Linked DNA regions of Homo sapiens: region 2 is linked to region 1. A link is an interaction called in ENCODE POLR2A ChIA-PET data of the cell type or tissue named here. Cell type or tissue: PC-3. All regions are shown on one strand. Links, peaks and the distances in the headings refer to the core of each region. The heading gives the core; the rest is flanking DNA. Region 1 has its middle 36 kb from the start of INSIG2. Region 2 overlaps LOC107985940 (a long non-coding RNA gene).

Evidence for each region. ChIA-PET counts read pairs that join two places held together with the same protein. Peaks named below come from ENCODE experiments on the same cell type or tissue, not always from the same donor. Only the 100,000 strongest peaks of a DNase experiment are listed, where the experiment ranks them.
Region 2: POLR2A ChIA-PET joins it to region 1 with 6 read pairs; 4 of 35 experiments call an interaction of 5 or more read pairs at or near these places.

What each region holds. Positions count from the first base shown.
Region 1 is chr2:118,118,463-118,129,645 of GRCh38, reverse strand. No RefSeq gene overlaps it. Among named protein-coding and RNA genes, the nearest start is that of INSIG2, 36 kb to the right of the region's middle. RefSeq lists an enhancer at 5,428-6,627. In PC-3, for the core only: a CTCF peak has its summit at 6,126; DNase peaks (open chromatin) are centred at 5,615, 5,975 and 6,465; H3K4me3 peaks cover 1,562 bases; H3K27ac peaks cover 6,060 bases.
Region 2 is chr2:118,056,859-118,068,041 of GRCh38, reverse strand. It overlaps LOC107985940 (a long non-coding RNA gene), which reads left to right. Exons shown (of 3, transcript XR_001739662.3): 2 at 5,026-5,244; 3 at 6,965-7,542. It overlaps LOC102723413 (a long non-coding RNA gene), which reads right to left. Exons shown (of 3, transcript XR_923247.3): 3 at 10,234-10,410. Among named protein-coding and RNA genes, the nearest start is that of INSIG2, 26 kb to the left of the region's middle. In PC-3, for the core only: a CTCF peak has its summit at 6,446 (motif pointing right); a DNase peak (open chromatin) is centred at 6,471.

The sequences.
Region 1 (11,183 bases), core at 1,490-9,489:
TTAGGGTGAAGTAGTTGCATTGATGGCCACTCTTGGCTTCCTACAGTGAAGTCACCTCAGACTTTGGGGGTTTTTCTACAGAGGTGGAGGTCAGGATGGGTCCTGGGAGGTGGGAGGGGGTGCTGTGTCCAGCTCCCCAGCAGATGTACTATTGTGGCTGCCCTGGGGAAAGGCTGAGAACCTATGGGGAGGGTTGAGAAAAAATTTCCAGGAGCTTCATGGTGGCACCAGGCAGGAGGGAGTCCAGGGCCTTCCTCCACACATACTGTGCTTCTGCCTACAATCCACATCATACTCTACCCTGTGTGCATATCACATACTGAAGGAACCAAGCTTCAGTTCAGTTTGTTTCCAGCACCTTCATCTGCTAATGCCATGTTAGGCATGGGAGATACTAAGATGAACCATAAATGGTCCTTGCCTTTAAAGAGATTACAGGGTAGTGGGAACATCAGGAAAAAACAGAAAGGAAAAGAGAAATGCGATTGGGTGGCATAGACTGAATAGCCAAGGCAGCATGTAAGAGGCAGTAAGATCCTCTGGAATGATGACTTCGAAGCTAGGAGTTGAAGTACAAGTGGAAATTTACCAGACGGAATCTGGAAGAGAGACTTCCAAAGAAAGAGAAGATGCTGACTCAGTCTTGGCTATTAAAATGTCCATATTCCAAAAGCATGAGTATTGAATTCAGATGGCTGTCTAGAATCCTCCAACATACTGGACTCATCCAGGACTCTCTGAGCCTTAGTTGCTTCATCTGTGAAATGGGAATAATCTTAGGTACCTGACAGCAGTGTGCTGACAACTAAATGAAATACAGTTTGTGAAAACATTTTATAGGCTATAAAGTGTAACCTCTGCAGATGTTCATTGCTCTTATCATTGTTAGTGCTATTACTATTCATCATTAATTTGGGGCTTAGTTGGAAACTATGGATTCAGAGACAGATAAAGCAGATCACCCTGCCCTCAAGGTGATCACAGTCTAATAATAATGTCACATTATTGTAGGGCTTATTGTATGCATGTCCTGTTCCCAGCACTCTATGGCTATTACCTCATTTCATCCTCATGCCCACCTGAGAAGCAGGTGCTATGGTCATCTTCATTTTTCAGTTGGAGGAAACAGGGACACAGAGGGGTTAAGGAACTTGTAGAAGGCCACTCAGCTGATGGGTGGTAGTGCCTAGATGTGAACCCAGACATGGTGGCTCCAGAGAATGCACCTTCACCACTACCCCACACAAGTAGACAGTCAGCTAAGAGACAACCACAATATGATGTCATAAATGTTGTGAGCCTGTTACAATGCAGTAAATGTGCCCGATGTCCTGGGATAATAAGGGGGTATATGTTGAGTGAGGGGGTGGGGGAGTTGTCAGCAAAGTCTTCTTAGAGGAGATGGTCCCTGAACTGAGGTCTGGCTAAAAGGTGGAGCAAATTGTGCCCTGCAAGAAGAGCAATATGAGCAAAGCCCCCAGAACTGAGAGCAGAACTGCTGTCCTCAGTGTGGGAGGGACAGAGAGAAGGGGCAGGGTATGGCTGAAGATGTGGCAGGAGCCAGGTCCTGAAGGGCTGGGGCACCATGCTAAGAAGCCCCAACTGTCTTCTGAGGGCAGCAGAGTGCAGAGGCGCACTGTGTGTGGAGGGGAACCCTGGGTGCCTCCCTCCTGCCTGGTCCCACCATGAAGCTCCTGAGCATTTTTTGTCAAGCCTTCCCATAGGTTCTCAGCCTTTCCCCATGGTGGTCCCGTAACACCTCTGCTGGGAAGCTAGACAAGCACATACCTCCCACCACCCAGTACCCATCCTGACCTCCACCTCTGTAGAAAAACACTCAGAAGACAGTTGGGGTTCTTTAGCATGTGTTGGAAGGCTCACTCCAACTACACTGTGGTTGACATACCAGGAGAGGGGATTATGGGCAATAGCTGGAGGCAGAGAGACAGTTCAAGTTCTGACACAAAAATCCAGCTGCTAGGACTGGTATCTGAAGGTGGAGTTGTGGCATAGGGGACGGAATGTTTGAGAACTGCTAAGATATAGCAATTGGTGAAAGAGAAAGAGGAATCAAGAGTGACTACTGAAGCCCAGTCAACATAACAAGACTTTGTCTCTACTAAATATAAAAATAAATTAGCCAGGATTCATGGCGCATGCCTGTAGTCCTAGCTACTCAGGAGGCTAAGGTGGGAGGATCATTTGAGCCCAGGAGGAAGAGGCTGCAACGAGCTATGATCGCACCACTGCACTCTAGCCTGGGTGACAGAGAGAGATCCTGTCTTAAACAAACAAAAAAAAAGAGGTCCCTGTTCTGGGTGACTGGGTGGGTCAGGATGGCAGGCAGCAGGATCCGAAGGTGAAGATCTGGGAAATGCTGACATTTAAGGGAGGGCCAAGGAGGCAGAGCCCAGGGAAATCTGACACAAGCAAGCAGAACAGAAAGAGGAAAACAAGCGAGGATCCTCCAAGAATTCAAAGGAAGTTGAAGGGTGACAAATTTAGGTTAGATACCAAGAATTTACTTCCAACAAGAGTCCTGAGTCCTTAACCTAGAGGAGCATTTTTCCTTGTGATAGAAAAAGTCTTTGTTTTTAGTCTTATTTTTTGTATTTGTCTTTGTCTTTCCAGACTTCACATTTCACTGCCTCACTCATTTAGTACTGATTAATTAATTTCTCAATATCTTTGTCTACTCATTACTGCTCTCTGCACACAGAGACATAACGGGATGGAGGAGGAGGTTCTGCTCATTGGTATTTGCAATGTGCTGAGACTGATGAATGAAACGCTAAACACACTGTCACCATCACCAATAATAGTAGCAACTGACTCAGCCCCCATTTATTGAGCATCTATTACATACAAGGTGTTCTGTTATGAGTTGCAAAAACATGGCCAATAAACAAGGTAGACATGATGACATTTCTCTTTTGCAGAGGGAGAAACTAAGCCTTGGAGAAGTTAAGTGAGCAGCTGAATATCACACAGCAAATAATAAATAACAATGGAACATATGCATATAGCCCTCAGGCAGCCCCCCAAAATTTTCACCAAAAGACTTCCTTGCCATCCTTGCTGATTTGTGAGCAGAGAATGAGTTATGTGTGGAACGCGGAGAGGGGGTGGGGGCGGAGCAAAGCAAAGAGGGATAAGAGGACCCAGGTTAGGGAATGACTGTTCTCAACCCCAATATTTGAAGTCATTAGCTGTGCCTTCACACACTTAGTACAGGCTCTTTCAGAAAACAATAAGCACCTGAATGGCTTTTCATGCTAGCCACAGGAGAAACTGAACATACTGATGCAAAAATTCTGGCCAGCTTTCCTTCAAGAACACAACTTATAAATCATTCATTCACTTAACAAATATTTACCAAGCACCTACTAGATTCAAGCATTGAACTGGGCCAGGGATACAAGGACAAACAACAAACCAACCAATCAGTGGGTGAGAAACAAGAGGGTGTCTTCTTGGGTTGTCTCTGAGGAGGGGACACTTGGAGAGTGAAAATGGTCAGCAGGGGAGGTGGAGGGCCCTTTGGACAGAGAGGCAGCTTGGCAAAGGTCTCTCTTCTCACACTGGGTTTGTACCACTCCTCACCTCTTTATCTTGCAAACTCCAACTTATCCCTTAAAACTCTGGGAAGGTTGGCCTGACCTCCAGGGCTAGTTTTGCAGGTTTCCTGTGGGCTTCTTGTGCATCTTGAGTGCAGTTCTGTAGTAACAGGTATTTGCAGGTGTCCCAGCCTGTCTATCCCTAAGTCTGAGCTCTCTGGAGGAAGGGGGCATATCTTCTGGCTCTATGTCTCCAGTTCGGGCTCAGAGTAGATCCTCGATAAACACAGTAGAATTGCTGCAGCATGCTGCAATACATGTCTAAGGATACATCAGGACCCTTTGGGTGGTCTTGGGCAATACTGCCCAGTTAACCACTTTGCAGTTCCTTTTTGAGGAAAGTAACGGAAAGATTGGAGGTCCAGGCTCTGCCAGAAGGACTTGAGCAAATCACTTAAGGTTTTGTTTTCCTCTTTTATCCAATGTGAGCGTTAGACCAACATTATGGGCCTGGGATGGTATGTGGTTTATCAGAACCCATGCGTAGGCTGTTTGCACAAGAACAAGTCCAAGTTAGCCTGAAGTTATTGCTACTTTTTGACATCGAGATTTTCTTTGCAATGGTCAATGGTAGGATTAATTACTGTGGCTGTTCCATGGGCACTCGAAACTAAAATATATTCCCTAACTTCAGGGCACATAGTATGACATCTATCCATCATATCTACGTTTGTGATTATGTCGCTTAGGTCTTTTTATATCTTTATTTTCAGTCAAATTGATTTGAGAGGATGTGCTGCTTTTTCGAAACTGAGATGTAGAGAGGCCGAGGAGGTGCCAGTTCCTGCGGGAAGGTAGAGTATGGAGAAATCACAGGGTCTGTAGATCATCTCCAATCAAACATCACTCTGGCTGTAAAGAAAGGCCCCTGCCCCAAAATTCAACAAGGTCTATATTTTCTCATTTTTATTGGTATTATTTGAAAGGAGGAAGAATCAACTTTTTATTCAATCAGGTAATTTTTTATTGTTTTCTATCTTTCCTATACATAAATTTTGTTTCCCAAATCAAGTTGGAAAACTCAGTCCTCCTTTTATATCTCCATGGTGGGTAGGACAAGGTCTACTCATGGCTTGGTGGGGGATTTTAAATGGTGATGTTGCTAATAATTACACCTAAGCACTTACTATGAGACAAGTTCTCTTCTAGATATTTTGTATGTTTTAGATTATTTAACTCTTACATCAATTTATAATGCCACCATTTTACAAATTAAAAAAAAAAAAAGCAAGGCACGTGGACGTAAAATAACTTGCGCAGGTTCAAACTGCTAGTGAGCAGCAGAGCCGGGGCCCCAGCCTGAGACACTGTGCTCTGTTGCCGCTTTTAGAGACCAACTCACCCACTGGCTTCACTACATGCGTGAAGAAACAGGAACTTGAGTCTGCTAAGCAAGCTGCCGGGAGAACTAAAACTAGACCCCTGGTATTTGGACCTTTATCCAGAGCCTTCCTGCTGTGCATCGCTGCCCCTCACAATGCACAGAAGCTGTATTTGTGGCAGCAAGAGGTTGTCATTTGCTGGATGACATGGGTTAATGGTTTAATAGCAACTCCTGCCTACCTCACCTCACAGGACTGCAGGGCCAGCACCATAGGAGAAATAAAGATGATGTAATCAAATATTATCTAAATAATGTATACTTTTTGAGTCCTGAATAAATCACCCAGCTGTGGAATACATTCATGTTTAATATTACTAGGATATATAAAATGATTTAGGACTGGGGGGATTGGAAGTAAAGAAAACTAAAATTCCACAAGGGCCAAATCCTTCTAGGTGGGAAGACTTGTATTTTTTATAAGCACCTCCTCTCTCTCCAATTCCCATGCACATGACCTTCATTCTTTGTTTATAGATTGTGGGTGTCACCCTTGGAAACAGGCATTTTCCCAGAACAAGTAAGAACTAATGTTAGCCAATAGGAGAGAATACTAGTCAGCCCTCAGGGGAGAGGATGGCCATTAAAATATAGTACATAAAGGGATGAGCTGCTGGTATTTATCTCCAAGTCCAGCTTGCAGAGCCTTTCTCTGTTGCCAAAAGTGATCTAACATCTCCCTGCATAGCTTGGCTTCAGATGGTGAGATTTTTATTATTTTTTCATTCCATTCCACATTCATTCCAGTAATTATGAAAAAAGAAAGGAGTTATGACATATCTGGGGAGACTGACCCAGTGTATCAACTTTACTAAGAAAGGACATAATGGTTTTGGCAAGATAAGAGAATTTCATTCGGAAATTCCAAAGACATTCTATCCCAGTGGAGTTACTTGACTTGCCAAAAATCAAAGTTGTTTAGCTGGGTGGGGCAGGGACCTAAGCCAGATGACTAAGGGTGACACTCCTGGACAATCCACACAAGAGGCTTTCAGAAAGGCATTCTGATGCTGTGACTGGTGGTGTTCCACCTGCATTCATTCACGATGAGCCAGCAAGGTGAGATCGACAGCAAGCCCCAGAAACCTGGCCCTCTAGTGACACAGAATCTCTGTGAGGGGTATGGGAACAGAAACAGCGGTCTTTATCTCAAATCGTGGCACTATAAAGTAGTCCCACTACCTGCCTACTTTGGGCCCTACAGCAGAAACTGAATAAAATGCATTCCTATTATCTTAAAGAAAAAATTGACTCACGAGCCCTCTAACCTAATATTAGTATGTGGTAAACGCCAGATGAAGATGAAAGTAGCTAAAATTTGGGATGAATTTCTTGGAGAGATTCTAGAATTTCCTTTCCCAGTTCTCCTAGTTTTCATTTCAAACAAGATTCTGAAATGGTCTCCTTGTGGTTCAGCTCAGACTCAAGAGAACTGCTTCAATGGTGTCTCCAACCCCCTTGGCCTAAATGTTCTCACTTGCAAAGAAGATTCCACTTAAGAGGAAGTGCAGCCGGTTAATGCTTAACTACAGCAACTCCTCCTCTACACCAAGTGAGAAAGTTGGGCTGGGCTGAAAAATGGTTAGTTTTGCATGAAACTGAGTGTAGGTATTGTTTGAAAACCAGAGAACCCCAGAACCTCAAATTTCATGGGCCTCCAAGATCATTTATTTCAAACCATATATCTAATTGCTCCAAAAAGAAAAAATCTCTGATCTGTTTGGCAAGCAGTTTTCTCTTCCCACAGAGGAACACAGTCAACTGTAGGGCCTCTGTAACTTACATGTCACATGGAATCCAGCCTTACTTGGTAAAGGGAACATTAGCAAAATATCTTAGTCATGGTCATTTGGTTACAAAGAACAGAAAACCACTCAACTTTTAAATCATTTTTAAAGAGTTTATTGGAAGGAAAGCACAGGTTTCAGGGGAAGTAGAAAAATGTCAGATGCTTTGTCTCCCTCCCTCCCTCTCGCTCTCCCCCATCCTCCCCTTTTCCTCATCTCCAACTTCTGCTTCTCTCTGTAACTCATGCCTTTCTCTTGCTTTTGCAGCTTCCACTTCATTATGATTTTTTGGCTCTGACATAGGACAGTTTTTTTTGTTTGTTTTCTGTTTTTTACGTTTACCCTCATTTTTGTCATATTTTATTTTTTTCTGTGGAGAACCAGCCATGGGAATTGGTTTTCAGCAATGGACACCTGACCTGACCAAAGCCAATAAATCATGAGACTTTTGCTGAGACTTCAGAGAGGTGGGATGTGGAGGGGAGAGGACATGAGGATGGAGCTGCCAAAGCCATCCTGCCACTGTGAAGCACAAGACTAAGGCCAACACAGCAGAAAGGGCAAAGGGCTGGAAAGAAGCTAAGTCCTGATGGAGGCTTTCTGAAGTCTGAATCCCAGCTGTCCGTGAGACCAGTCCTGCTTTTCATTTCATGAGTCAATCACTGTATTTCTTGCCTAAGTCATCCATTAGCACAGCTGTCAGCCTTGGATTGCCATTGAGTCAACCCCATTCCTCCACCTGGCCTTGCACTCCAGTTTCACGACTAGCCTAGTTAGGAAGGATGTGCTCAGGGGAAGTGCAGTTTAATGTGGTTTCTAGGATATTCTTTCCAGGGTAAAGGGGGGCAGAGGAAGAAAAAAATAATCAACCTCTTCCATTTATTTTCATTAATCAGAGTCCTTGATCTGACAATTAGCCTAATCATATTTTTACTGTCCTGTCTTCACTAAGGTCATGAATGTCAAAATATAAAAGATCAAAGTATGCAGAAATCACTTCAAACTTCATAAATAATGCTTGTGATTTTTTTCATATGCAAGTCTAATGAAAATTGAGAAAACGATGTGTGCATTTCATAGTTATTCTCTTCTGGACATGCCAACCTCGGTCTTAAAATTGAAGACTATATTTAATGACTTAGAGGTTCAAATGTAAGTCATAAATTAAATTGCATCTGGTAAGGTGTACCTTACATTCTGCTTCTTCATTATGAGACCATATAACCCAATTCTTTGATTTATAAATATTTCCACTTTAATAAGTCATGACGCAAATAATCTTTCTCCAAACCTCTTGTTTCAAGACATCCAACTTACTGCACCACAAAATAGTAAATCTCAGGCTCAGAACTCCTTTCTTTGCCAAGAATTATACTAGTGAAGTTGTTCCTTGCCTCAATTAAAACTTACACTTGTTTAGAAAGGGCAAGAGCATAACTTCCACATATATGTTTAAGTTCCACATCTAACATTGTATAGGAATAAACCAGATTCCACCAACTTTCTGTGTTGACACCCACAGGCAGTGCAGATTGCATCCTGGGAAAAAGAACAAGGGCCTGGCTCTATGCCCAGCTGTACATACTAGCTGTGTGGCCTTAGCAGGTTGTGTATAATCTCTCTAAGCCTCTGTTTCTTCACATATGAAGTACTGACCTTATACTTTATAGATTGTAATATCAACTTTATGGCTTTATTGGGGACTTGAAATGAGGTGGTGTATGTAAAGCACATAGTAGGCATTCAGTGTTCATTACCAGCTACTACTTAAGGTAATAATTGCCCTTCATAATAGAAACATTCATAATTCATAAATGTCCATTTCCTACCAGTTGTCAACATACATGCTATGTTGCTGTAAACCTTGCATAATTATAAAATTAAATTTCCATCTTTCATAAATTGAAATGTAACATCACGCTAAAGCTACTGAAATGTCTGATTCTGCCACTGACTGGTTGTAGAACTCGGGACAAACGTAATCAATTTGTGGCTTTGCTTCTGCGTTTGTAAAATGACAAGATTGGGCTGTTCTAAATGAATTTTAGTGCCTCTTCCAACTTTACCATTCTTCTGAGTCTTATATGTCAGTTAAATGGCTGTTTAATATATACGAGTCATCATGGGATAATTGCATGTTTATCGTAAAGAAACCCAAACTCCTCTCGGAGGAAGACAAACTGTTGACATCTAAAATTAGTCTCTCAAATAATATTACCTCATGAAAGAAAAAGAAGTGATGGTAGTACAATTCATGCTCAGATTTTGTAATTTGGGAAATCTCTAAAAATTGAGAGATGTAAGAGGTGATGACAGAATAATTCATATGCTCACATTTTGTAATTTTGGAAATCTCTAAAAATTATTCTCAAAGGTAGAAAGTGAAATTGAATTTAGGGACATAGAGATACTCACGGAAAAGTATGTAGCAGAACACACCATTAGGTCTACAATCTGCAACTCCATATATAAATAAGCCTCCAAACCCATGTTGCCTTAGTTATTGGAAATCCGAATGACTGACATATTTCTATTTTTCTAGAAATGCAAAACAGACTTGTGTAATTAACCATTCCTTTGGTATTTATTTTGAAACCAACTGTGCATTTCTTGGCCTCTTCACATACAAATAATGCCAACGCCTACGCAGTTCCACAGAATTCTTGAGCAGTTCTCACTCACTCTGCCCATTTTTTTCTTGCCCCCCTCTCCATTACCTCATAAATGGTGAACATTTCAGAAATAACGATCCCATTAGAAGAAGGTCTCTACATGTCGCCTGTAAGGCTTGAGAGGAAAAACTCAAAAGATGCCTTCACATAAAAGTGGGAAAGGGAGCAGAAATGAAATTTCTAATGGACATAGCAACACAAGAAAGCGCTGTGCATGAAGAACCCAGCTTCTCTCTGACAGATGGTACGCCATGCATGCAGCTAGATGAGCAGCGTTCAGGGGCTTGCTCCATTGCAAATACAGAAACAATAAAAATGCATGTTGATTTTTAAACAGATGTGTAATTAAGTATGACATTCTGATAGAGGTTTACCAAGGCAGAACAGCTGGATTTGAGGAGTCCTAATATGGGATACTGTTTAAGTTATTTAAATGTGATTCCTAGGATGGCAAAACTTCAAGAACTTCAACTTGTCTGTGTGTGTGTGTCTTTGTGTCTGTGGGTTTATGTCTGTGTGTGCATGTGTGAATACGACTGGATCTATGGCTTAAGGTGGTGCATACCCAGCTGAAATTTTCTTGGAGCTTAGAAAAGCAAAGGTTGCAACCCTTATACTCAGTTGCCCTGGGCAAGCAAGAAAAATATGTCAAGACCCAGGTCTTGCTGTTAAGGCTGGAGTTGAGAAATGCCCTCCAAATGCCTTCAAGTCAACATTAGCTATGACAGAAGCAAGACTATTATTTAACAATAGCAGCAAACGTCAAAAACAAACTGTGCCTGGCATTTTGACAAGACACTACTGAAAGAGAACCACTTTTTCAGCACTTGTGTAACCGTGGGGGAGAACTTGACAATTAATATCCTGAGGTCTGGTAACAGGATTTCCAGGCTGCTTGGTGGTTTCCTTCTGATACAAATGAAAGGAGTAGGCAAGTGGAGGACATGGGCAAAAATAATCCGAAACAATGAGGCCTAGAGAAAAGGACTGATACATCAGAAATCAGGTACCTTGTGGCTAATTAAAATGTAACTCCTCCCTCAGGAGACTGCACTCTCACGGTGGTGACACTATAAAGTATGAGGACAGAGCCATCATCCCTAGGTGAAAATAAGATGCTGACAAAATCTATCTCCTACCTCCCATCTCCTTTCCTCGCTCTCCAGCAGACTCATGCCATCCTGCGGCACCCTACCTAAGCTTCCCTCCATGGAAGCAGCCCCTGCCGGAACTGGCCAAACCCTCATCCCTGCCGTCAATCAATCAATTAATCAGTATAATAACAACCAGCCAGTTTCTGTCCTATGTCCTTAAGAATTTGCTCCCTGTTAACTAACCGATGAGTGGAGCTGTGGCAAGGTGTCAGCAAGCACAGTGATTCGTGTACTATGCTTCCTCTCATTTTGACAGAAACATTAGGGAAGCAACCTAATCCAAAGTAAATGCCAATGTGCTGGCTCCACACTCATGCTTTGAAGTGAATGAGGAGAGAGGGAAAGGAACCAATACTTCACTGGAAAGCCCTTATGAGCTAAGCCTTTGAAATGTTATCACAGTTAATGTTAACAGCCCTCAGACAAAAGTGGTATTGTGTCTCCATCTTACAGGTAGCAACCTGAAGTTTAGAAAGCATGAGGAACATGCCCAGCGTCCCAGTCTGCGAGTAACTCACCCAGAGTTAAAGCCTGCGTTCTCTCTCTCCCACAGCTGACTCTTCCCTGGCTCT
Region 2 (11,183 bases), core at 1,811-9,810, 62 kb after region 1:
TGTGTGACCATCATAGAGTGTACATACACAAACCTAGATGACACAGCCTCCTACACACCTAGGCTGTATGGGATAGCCTATTGCTCCGGGGCTGTAAACCTGTATAGTGTGTTACTGTACTGAATACTGTAAGCAATCGTAGCACAATGGTAACTATTTGTGTACCTAAGCATATCGAAACATAGAAAAGGTACAGCAAGAATACAGTGCAAAAGATTTAAAGTGGCACACCTCTGTAGGGCACTTACCATGAATGGAGTTTGCAGGACTGGAAGCTGCTATGGGTGAGTAAGAGTGCGTGGTGAGTGAATGAGAAGGCCTATGGCATTACCGTACATACTGTAGACTTCATAAACACTGTACACTGAAGCTTCATTAAATTTATTTTTTAATTCTTCGATAGTATGTTAACTTTAGTTTACTGTAACTTTTTAACTTTCTGAACTTCTTTTTAAGCTTTTTGACTCTTTTGTAATAACACTTAGCTTTAAAGAGTATAAATGTACAAGAAATTGTATATCCTTATTCTATAAGCTTTTTTCTATTCTTAAATATTTTTTAACTTTTTAAATTTGTTTGTTAAGATCTAAGACACAAACACACACACCAACCTAGGCTTACACAAGGTCAGGGTCCTAAATATCACTGTCTTCCACCTCCACATCTTGTTCCACTAGAAGGTCTTTAGGGACAGTAACATGCGTGGAGCTGTCATCTCCTAGGATAACAATGCCTTCTTCTGGAATAACCTATCTGAGGCTGTTTTACAGTTAACTTTTTAAAATATAAGTTGAAGAGTACAAGTAAAATGACAAAAATACAGTAAAGCAGTAACATGTTCATTTATTATCATTATGAAGTATGTACGGAACATAACTGTATGTTATTGTGTGTGCTATACTTGTATACAATTGGAAGTGCAGTAGGTTTGTTTACACCAGCATCAACATAAACATGTGAGTAATGCATTGTGCCACAACATTAAGATGCCTATGACACCACAAAGCCATAGGAATTTTTCAGCTCCATTATATTACGGGGCCACCATTGTGTGTACGTCCCATCACTGACTAAAATGTTGTTATGCGACACATGACTGTATTTCTCCATGGTAGCTGGGGAAACATTATCTTTTTTTACACAAATTATATAACCTTAGTACTTTTTCCATAAACTATACAGTACACTGATTCCAACTGCCCCAAAGCATTTACAATCCCCTCTCTCGCCACACACAAGACTGAAGCTCTCCATGTATACTAGCAGACAGAATGTGGACTGGCAAAAATTGATCAATACAGTTTTCTGATGGCCGTCACGCCAATCTTCCTAATGGCCACTTGGAATCCCGGTCCAGCTCCGTGCATCTGGTGGAATGAGTAGCCTGGCTGAGACCTATCATCCCAGGCAAGACTGCTCTCCAACTGCCTGTCGTCTTAATGCTGGAGGATGCTTACATAAATAAACCTCCAATGGATCAGACTGGAAGGGACAAGAAGCTCTTTGCAAGGCCTTATTATCTATTCTTTAGACCTCTCCCATGAACATTTGTCAGGGCAAATGAAAATCCTAAGCTAAAAGTGCCGAAAGAAGTCTCTTTTCAAAAAGTCAACCAGGAAATCCCCCTCTTTATTAGTGGCTTTTATATGCTCAAGGTGGGGTTAAATCCACCACTGAAAATGTCTGTTTAGTTTGTTCAGTGCCGAGGAGCAGGACTGAAAGTTGTGTGTGTGGTTGACACATGCATATGTGCATTTTCATGGCTCCGAGCAGTTGTATGTGCTGGGCTGGATTATTAATTGGTGTAAAGCCACCTAAAATTTGTTCTATCCACAAATACAATTGCCTCAAAAGAGGAAAGACAAGATTCTCACAGCTCTCCTGCCGCAGGTCACCAGCTCCAGCACTTCCGTCAGAGTGACTCATCTTTGTTTCCGAATAAATGGGAGCATTGCTTGGGGTTAGATGTGATGGGATCCTATCCTGGCCTGCCCCTGTTCGTGGCCCAAGCAAAAAGATTATGATTTTATTTTCTATTGTGAAATTACAGAAATAGATATATGTAGATCTGTAGAAAGTACGCTTTTATAGTACTAACAATTTTCTGTAGTTACAATTTTCATGGTGTCTACTGGTTGAGAGATGATAGGACTTATTCATGGAATTTACACTCTGGTGGTTTGATAAATATATAACATGTTGAAAGGGAGTTTCGTGGAAAAGTAAACGTTATTCATCAGGGTTTTAGTTTCTCTTATATTTGCTTTCAGCTGAGAATATTGTAAGTTGTTTGTTTGATTTTTATTTATTTTTTCATTTATTTGGCTTTTTTCTAGATGCTTTACCTAATCTAATCCAAATAAGAACAGCACTTAACAACTCTAAATATGGCATAGGGGGAAATATGTATATCCTTTTCTTTATATTATCTTTTGTTTCACATGCTGAGGGCTGTGGAAGGCAAAATGTGGTGAGGTGCTATTTTATAGCATGGTTAATGCTTATCAGTAATTTTTTCCCTCTGACCTTCTGCCTCAGACAATTAATTTTCTTGAACTGCTCACACACTGGCAGAACATGGAGGGGGGATAATGTTAGTACTAGTGAATATAATCTTGGAAGAAAAGCTGTGCAATTATTCAAAGACCTAATCTTATCTCTTGTTTCATTTTTATATCACAAGTCTACATTTAAAAGTATTAGATATCCTGTTCTGCTGTCCCACACCTTCAAACCTCAGTAAATAAATGCTGTTAAGTGCCACCAGGAGTGAAAGAGCTTGTAATGAGAAGTGTGAGGAGATATGTGCTCCATTCATCATTCTGTTCAGGCCAATATTGAGGCTCTTGTTATCAGCAGGATTCGTGGCGATGTCATCACGGCTGGCATAAATCTTCTGTCAGTGTGGGTCGGACTGATGCCCTATTAAAACCCTGCTTTCACCTAATCACAGAATGACCTTTCGATGTCTTTAATTAACCTCTGACCTGAACCATGCCAATGTCTTGTTGGTAGGTAAATCTATGGCATGACATTTGCTTATGACACTGCATTTGTCTTGCTTTAATCATCATAGCTTTCAGATTATGGCTTGAATGAAATACAGTTGGGATCCCTCTTAATAGTTGGATTAATTTTTAAAAGGTTAGAACATAATATTTTCCTCTGAGCTCCCAGTGATATCTTTGCAGACATTTTGCTCTAGGGAGTTAGGGTTCTCCATTAAAGTAAATTCAGGTGAGCCTTCAATTTCACCAATAACAAAATCTTTTCTACCCAAGTTATTTTTTTTTAATGACCTGGGAGTGGGAAGCATTCTAGGTCCTATGGATGACCAGAGGACAAAAGTTTTAAAACATAATGTAGCCTCACTTGTCCAAGACAATACAATGCAGCAGTGGCATGGAAATAAAAGAAATAGAAATAGAGACGGGGGGAAGGGAGAGAGAAAGAGAAGACTTTTATTTCACTTGGGGAATGTGCTTTTCTACCCTGGAATATGTGTGCCTCAGGTCCTGAGACTTCTTTGGATAATAAAATATCATTCATATCTCATTCTTCCACCAAGAGGAACCTTGTTTGTAAACTCCTATCTGAATTAGTTAATATCACAAATGTAAAATATTTATAATGAATTATACTGTTCCTACATACAAATGTAGTTATAAATTGATTGAAATGGCTACTAATTCACTCAAATTGAGTAGGTTGTTCAAAATAGCAAGTCGTGATTGGCCTACAAATCATAACATATGAATAAAATAAAAGTTTTGAGCTACCTAAGATTTATCCAATTTTATACTCAATCCGAAGTCCCATGAAGAGCTTAGACCAGATAATCTCTCAGGTCTTTTTCAGTTGTAAAAGTCTATGATTCAGTGTCTCAATATTACAAATTCTGGGTTTATTGAGTCTGAATTCAGAAAGTTTTCCTGTCTTTAAAATATAATTCAAAAGTTATGCCGTAAAGACTTCAAGAGCTGGGAAGTTTTCAAGCATCTCACCTGACTTTGCCCTGTTCCCTGCCTCTTTCTCCTACTTGAGCCTTTGTTGACTCACCTGTAAAATGAGGATAATAATACCTACCACTAGAATCGCTGTGAAGATTAGAGAAAACATATATTCCACATGTTAAACAGTGTCTGGTGTGTAGTAATGCCCAGTCCATGGAGGATGCTGGTGCATCTATTAGTATCTGCTGCACTTGCCAATAGATGTTACCTTTTAGGCCTAACTTAATCTCTTTTCTTCTAAAATTATACAATGTAATGGTTAATAACTTTGGAGTCACTCCTGGGTTCAAATAACCGCTATATCACACCAATTTATGGGCTGTATGATCATGAGCAATTTAGTTAAGCTTCCAATGTCACAATTTCTCATCTACAAAATGGGAAAATAATTGTGCCTAATTAATAGACCTATTAAATAAGATAATGCATGAAAAATACCATGTCTGATTTTGCTCAAGAGCTTATCCCCATTGCCTAGTATAGTATCTGGCATAGAGCAAGCACTCAACAAATATTAATGAAGATTTAACTGTTTTATATAATTATTTTATTATTTAATTGTATATTAGTATTACATAGATATTACCATCATCATCATTGTAATCATCATCAGTAAACTTGTACTATTGATATCTCACAGCTTCCTTGGTGTAGAAGTGGTAGTCACATATTTAGACAAAAGTAGATTTTAACATTAAATGTACATGGACCCAAAGAGGGGAACTACAATAGACACAGGGGTTTACTTGAGGGTGAAGAGTGGGAGGAGGGTGAGGATGGAAGAACAACCTATAAGGTACTATGTTCACTACCTGGGTGATGAAATCATTTGTAGACCAAACCCCAGTGGCATGTAATTTACTCATGTAACAAACCTGCACCAGGTAGCCCCCAACCCTAAAATAAAAGTTGGAAGAAAAAAAAGTGGGTTTTGGTTAGGTCCTAGGCTGAAGTAGGAAAGTAATGTTTACTAATGATATCATCTATTCTGTTTAAATATTCATTTATTTAGGAAGACTTGACTGAGCCAGGCTCAGGGGATGTGCCAGGCTCTGGGGATACTATGAAAGCTAAAAGATACACAATCCCAGCTGTCATGGAGCAAAGAGTTTACGAGAGAGAGACTGATGCTAATCAAAGAAGGACACTAACAAATGAACCATTGTATAGCTTTGCCAAGGACCGTGAAGGAGAGAGACACAGCTCTGTGAAGGGGCTTTGATGTAGGGAGGTAAGTTGAAGTCTGAAGCAAAGGATGGAAAGGCCTGACCACATGGGGGCTTGTATGACATGTTTTGAAATGTATTTAATAGGGAGTAGGGGATTGTATCATGATAAAGTGTGTGTTTCCAAGAGCTTACCCTGATTACAATATGGAAGGTGAATCAGAACAAGACAAGGAGTTATAGGGAGATGTTAATGTCAATGATTTTGTACTACAGAAAATCCCAAGGAGGTGGTCTCCATGGTAATTCTGTCTTTGAATCTCAGCAGAAAGTTAGGTTGATGCATTGTTCATAGACACCAAAAAGATAAAGGGGAAGAGACCACTCCCCATGCCCAAATATACAAACTTTTCTTTTCACTATTAGTATCAATACTGAGGACAAGAGATACCACATAGGTCTCTGAATTTATTATTCTTCTCTGCCAATTTTACTGTGTCCACAAGAGAATAAAGCTATCCATATTTCCTGTTTTATATTATGGGCAGTCACATGCCCTCTAATTGGAGGATTGCATGCCAAGCCAATGGCCTGGCCTCATAAAACCTCACTAGCTATTATACTGATGGGGCCAGACTATGATGCAGAGTTGTGAAACTTATCTCTAAACCTTAGGTCCAAAAAGGACAGAAAAAAATAAATCATTTCTAGCTAGAGAGCTCTCATGGCAACCAACTTCTTAAAGGAGTAAGGCAATGAGTTTATTCATATTTCATCCTGCAAATATTTATTCAGCTCTTATTATGTGCCAGCCACCTCTTGCTATATCATGACATCTGCTATATCATGTGATTTAAGGGGGAGGGCTACCATTTATGAACTGACTGTATACTTTATATAGGTTATCTGATTTGTTCATCAAGACAACTCCACAAAATAGAAATTATGACCTCCACTTTAGGAAAGTTAGGATTTAAACCTAGATCTATTGACCACAAAACCCTTCCCCTTCCATTACACCATGTTGTTTACCAGAAAGGAGTCCCTTTTCAGAGATAACTCCCCAAGGAGGCCAGAAACTCTGCCATTAGTGAGTTTCCTTTGTGCCAAGATTCATCCTGTCTCCAGTACCCTCTTTTTAAAAACCACAGCAGGATTTCTCAACCTCAGCACTACTGGCATTTAGGACTGGGTAATTTTTTTGTTGTGGGGGCCATCCTGTACCTTATAGGATATTTAACAACAACACTGACCTTTACCCACTAGATGTCAGTAGCACCCCAGTTGTGATGACTAAAAATGTCTCTGGACATTGCCAAATCTCCCTGGGGGAAGACAAAGCAGAGGAGGAGAAGGTAGTGTGAACGGCCAAGAAAGCAGAGTTGCAAGAAAGAAATGATTGGCAAAGTCAGCTGTTGCTGAGAAATTGTGTAAGATACAGACAGGAGCAAAATGATATTTGAGTTTGGTGATGAAGAGATCCTTGGTGACCTCAAGTAGGGCAGTGTCAGAGGGCTGGTAGGGGCAGGAGCCTGAGGGTGGGGAACATGTGGAAAGCATAGGAGGAGGGTCAGCGGGGAGTGACTCTCCTTTCAATAAGCTTGAGAATACTATAGAAGTGAGGCTGTGCCAGCTCTGGGCCCAGGACTCAAGCTTCTCGTTTCTGAATCTTGGAATACTCTCTCTGGGGTCCTGAGCAGCCATATGAGACGTTCAAAAAGCCTGAGACCACCATACGGTGATCATGGTCTCAAATGAACCCAACATTTCAGCTGTGCCTGCCAGGCAGCAGACGTGCAGCTGAAGCTGTCTTGGAGCCTCTAGACCAGCCCATCCACCTGCTGAATACCAGTGAGTGACCTACGTCAAAGCTACTAGAAGTGGAATTGCCAGCTGAGCCCTGCCTAAATTTCTGAGCCACACAATCGTGAGATACTATAAAGTGGTAGGTTTTATAGCAGTGTGTTACCCAGCAGTATGGACCTGGAACAGACTACAGCACTAGTCCTGCTTTCCCTCTCCCAGTCAATACAAAGACAGGGATGACCTCTGCTCTGAGAGTAGCTCCTAAGCATGTGTTTTGTGTCATGGTGATGGTCAAGCCCTCAGACTCTAGAGTCGTACAGACCCAAGGTCAATTCTTACCCTCTCTACTTCGTGGCTTTGTAAAATAGGGATTTTTACAGGTTCCATTCAGAGAGATGTTGAGAAAGATTGAGTGAGATGCATTTATGTAAAGCACTTATGCAGTGCCTGCCACAATAAATGCTTGCTAAATGTTAGCTTTCATTTAAACCATGAGTTTTTCTCTCAATGGACGGCAAATCGTCACATTCTGTGTAAAATGAGTCTGACTTCACAAAAGTTTGCACTAACTTCATCTCTCCCCACTGTAGGGACTAATGAGGCCTTCTCCTCTCACCTGCTCCTTCACAAGCACAAGTCCATTCCTTTTGTTCTTTTTGTGGCTTCCAACCTCCTGTTCTGACTATTCGACCTACAAACCTTTAACCACACACATACACACACACACATACACACATACACAAACGCACACACACACACACACACACACACACACACACGGAACAAGAGAATGCTTCTAAACCACAAGTTCTCCTGTGGGAAATGTGTGTATTAAAGGATTGAGTTCTGAATGCCCTGTTAGCAACCACAAGCATTTCGATTCTAGTCTGCATGACTTGTGAATCACTCCTGTTTGAAATAACTAGAAAAATAAAGAAATTAGGCATTGGGAGCAGAAATAAAGACTAAAGTATCAGGCAAAGGAAGAGTAGATGTTTTGCAATGAAGCATGAGACACTCTGAAGGAAGTTGAAAAAAGAACAAGATGCCTGATTCTTCCAGGAAGCAAAGAGCTAAGCTGTGTATTAATAGGGCCACAGGCAGAGCTGAAGCTGTAATCCTGGCTCCTAGACAGATATTTCAAATAAACCAAATTAGTCATGAAAGCATCCCAAGGCCTTTTCCAACTTACACTCCTTAACTAGTCTGTGTTTCTAGACCACAGGGGACCCAGGGTCTTGGTTGTGGGAGTTAATATTTCTGATTTCAAACACGAACAAACACAGAACATTTAGGAAGAGGAAAGAGACAGAGAGAAAATGCCTCTTCCTGTTCCTATTATCTGAAAAAAAAAGTTTACAAACATTACACTGATCTTCTCTGGGAGAGAATTCCTGTTAAGTTCCTAATAAGCAATGGATACTAAGATAAAAATAATTATACAGCATCCATCATAACTGAGTGGGTGAAATGTCACCAGAAATTTATTTCGTATGCTCTCTTTATTGTTTTATGTTCAGAAACATAAAAATATAAGATGAGTAGCAACCTCTGAGCCTTAACTCCAATTTTCATGTCTGAAGTTCCTTATCTTCCATGGACTTTTCAATAAGAGGGCTAAGGGTAAATACTGGGGTGTGTGGAGGTGGCAATGAAGAAGATGGTGATACTCAGAAGGGATGGGCTTAACAGAGTGGTAGCTGTTAGCCACGCACTCCGCTAGGGTCCTTTTGATGCCATGGGAATGGGAGAACTTTGTAGAAACAAATTGATTTGATGCCTCTTGAGTCAAAGAGCTTAAGATGTGTCTGCCTTGCTGAGAACTATTCCCTGTGACCACAAGGCACAGAGCCATGGACCAACTGTGCTTCATGTCTGTAGAGGTTCCTTTGAGCATTAAAATGGCTCCCCATTTAGTCCCATTTAGACTTCCTTTCCCACAATCAGGGCTTTTCTTGGCAGGGGTTGAGCATGAGCAGGGAATGGGAAAGAGAGGAGCCAGATCTCACGTTCATAAAGGGCTTGGAATTTAGACTTCTGACATTTTCTCCAAATGCAGTTATATGATCACTATAATTTTGCAGTATCAAAATATTAATTTATTAAATGTAAACATTTAAAATCCACCACACATTTGCACCCCTGTTTTGGCATCTCTTCTATTTTTAATATATCTGGACCCTCAAAAATGAAAGTGGCCTGGGTTCTTTCCATCTCTGGGAAACACTGCCCAACCCAGCAATCATCTACAGCACTTTCCCAAAAATATTGAAACTCCTGACACAAAAGGAGTTAGATGAGGAGCTGAAAATGGGAATAAGTGAATATGCAGTGGGTCTGTGCAGGTCCGGAGGAAAATACTAAAATCTATTCCATTAAGCCCCACTAGAAGGTACATCCCTTGAGAGCTGGGGCTCCATCTTTCATCTCCATAGCTCTAATTTATTGTGCAGTCCTAGAACACAGTAGGAGCTCAATGCATGTGTGTCGAATGGGTGAATGAATGAATTAACAACACTAGCCTGGACAGATGATTCTTTATGCAATATATGATACTGTCAAATTCAACTGCCTGCAAGGGAATCATTTGTCTATGGAGTAGGCAAATTTTCAATATGAAGCTGACTTCAAGCCATTGCTCAGACCAAGTGCCCAACTAAAGGAACATAAATGATTCTTAATATCCGACAAGGAAAGTGTAAGTGGGAGAGGGGATCTGCAGCTGGAAAAAGCAAAGCATATTCCAAAACCAAAGAGAAAATTCCTTTTGGATTGTCAATTATTTGGGATTACCTGGGCCTGGGTCACAGACCATTGGTGTGGATAATCAAGAATTGACTGCACATGTGGATGTCAAGCCTGCTTGGACTTGGGTATTCCCCAGTGGCCTGATCACAGCCTCTACTACTCCCCATCTCACAGAGCCCAGGGTAGGAATTGGAGGCGTAAACCCACAACAAGACTGCAGGGCAGAAGCCTTCCAATACCCTCAAAGATTAGAGTTTCCCCCATTGCTGCAGGAATGAACTGGGGTTTGTCATGAACTTGGCACAGAACAAAGGTTAGCACGAATAGGGGAGTCATGAAAAAAAGAATCAGTGGTTGTCTGTGCCAGTTGCATTTCCCTTGTTACTACAACCTCAGAATTGTCTGTCTTAATACATTACATATATTAAAAGTAGGGACCACTATGAACAAAGTTGAAGGGTAGGAATTCCTGTTGTGGGCACTGCTGCCCTTGTCTTCGCCTCTCTGTCCCCGTAACTTGGCCTCCACCCTTGGCCCATGATTCACTCCAGGTCTTCCCTGGACAGCGTCTTCGGAGGACGATCCACATTCTCAGCCTCTCGTCCGGCTCCATAACCAATTTCATGTTCCATACTCTGTTCTGACAGAGGCCTGCCCTCAGCTCTCGAAGGTCAAATCTAGGATAATTTGACAAATTAATTTGATCTTTCAGATTAATGTGTTAATGGGTATTCTTTCTAACAAGAATTTTCAAGAGAGTTGCCCTATTTGTGTCAACCCCCCTAATGGAGTGGCTCAGAAGGAAGCCATCACAAGGCCCGGTCAGATGTGGTCAGCCAGAGGGAGAATATTTTGGGATCTATGATCTGAGGCTCTCAAGACACTGTTGGCTTCCTATGGCTGGATCTGTCTGGGAGAAGTGTATGAGGAATTTTCTGCACTGAGGGACAAATCTAGATTGTCACTTGATAGATTTCCACCCCAGTGGGCTCCTGGGGGCATTTTATAGATTATTCGAGTTTCCTGAGAGTATGTAAACAAACACAAAGGGAGTCAATTTGAGAAAATATAAATACAGACAAAGGGATCCACCAGAAATGGGAGATTCTGCAGCCCATTCTAGTGAGGTAGGGCAGAGGATGCACACAAACTGAAATTCTGCCCCACAGTTGAGCTTTCTAAAGGAGGCCTTAGCCTCACCAGAATTAGTGGGATAATTTATAGTTTAACATTTCCTTTTAATGTGGATAGCATTTTCCTCATTTATAGTTAATTAGGTTAAGCATGCATGGGGAGCAAGGGAAAAAGGCTTTTAGTGATGCTCTAAATGATTAGTAATTTGAATAAAGTAAAGAACCTCTAGAAGACGGAGCACTGGCACGCATTAAACAGGCTTCTCTTCTAAGTGCTAGAATCGGCCCACTAATTTTGAAGATACTGTGGCAATTAA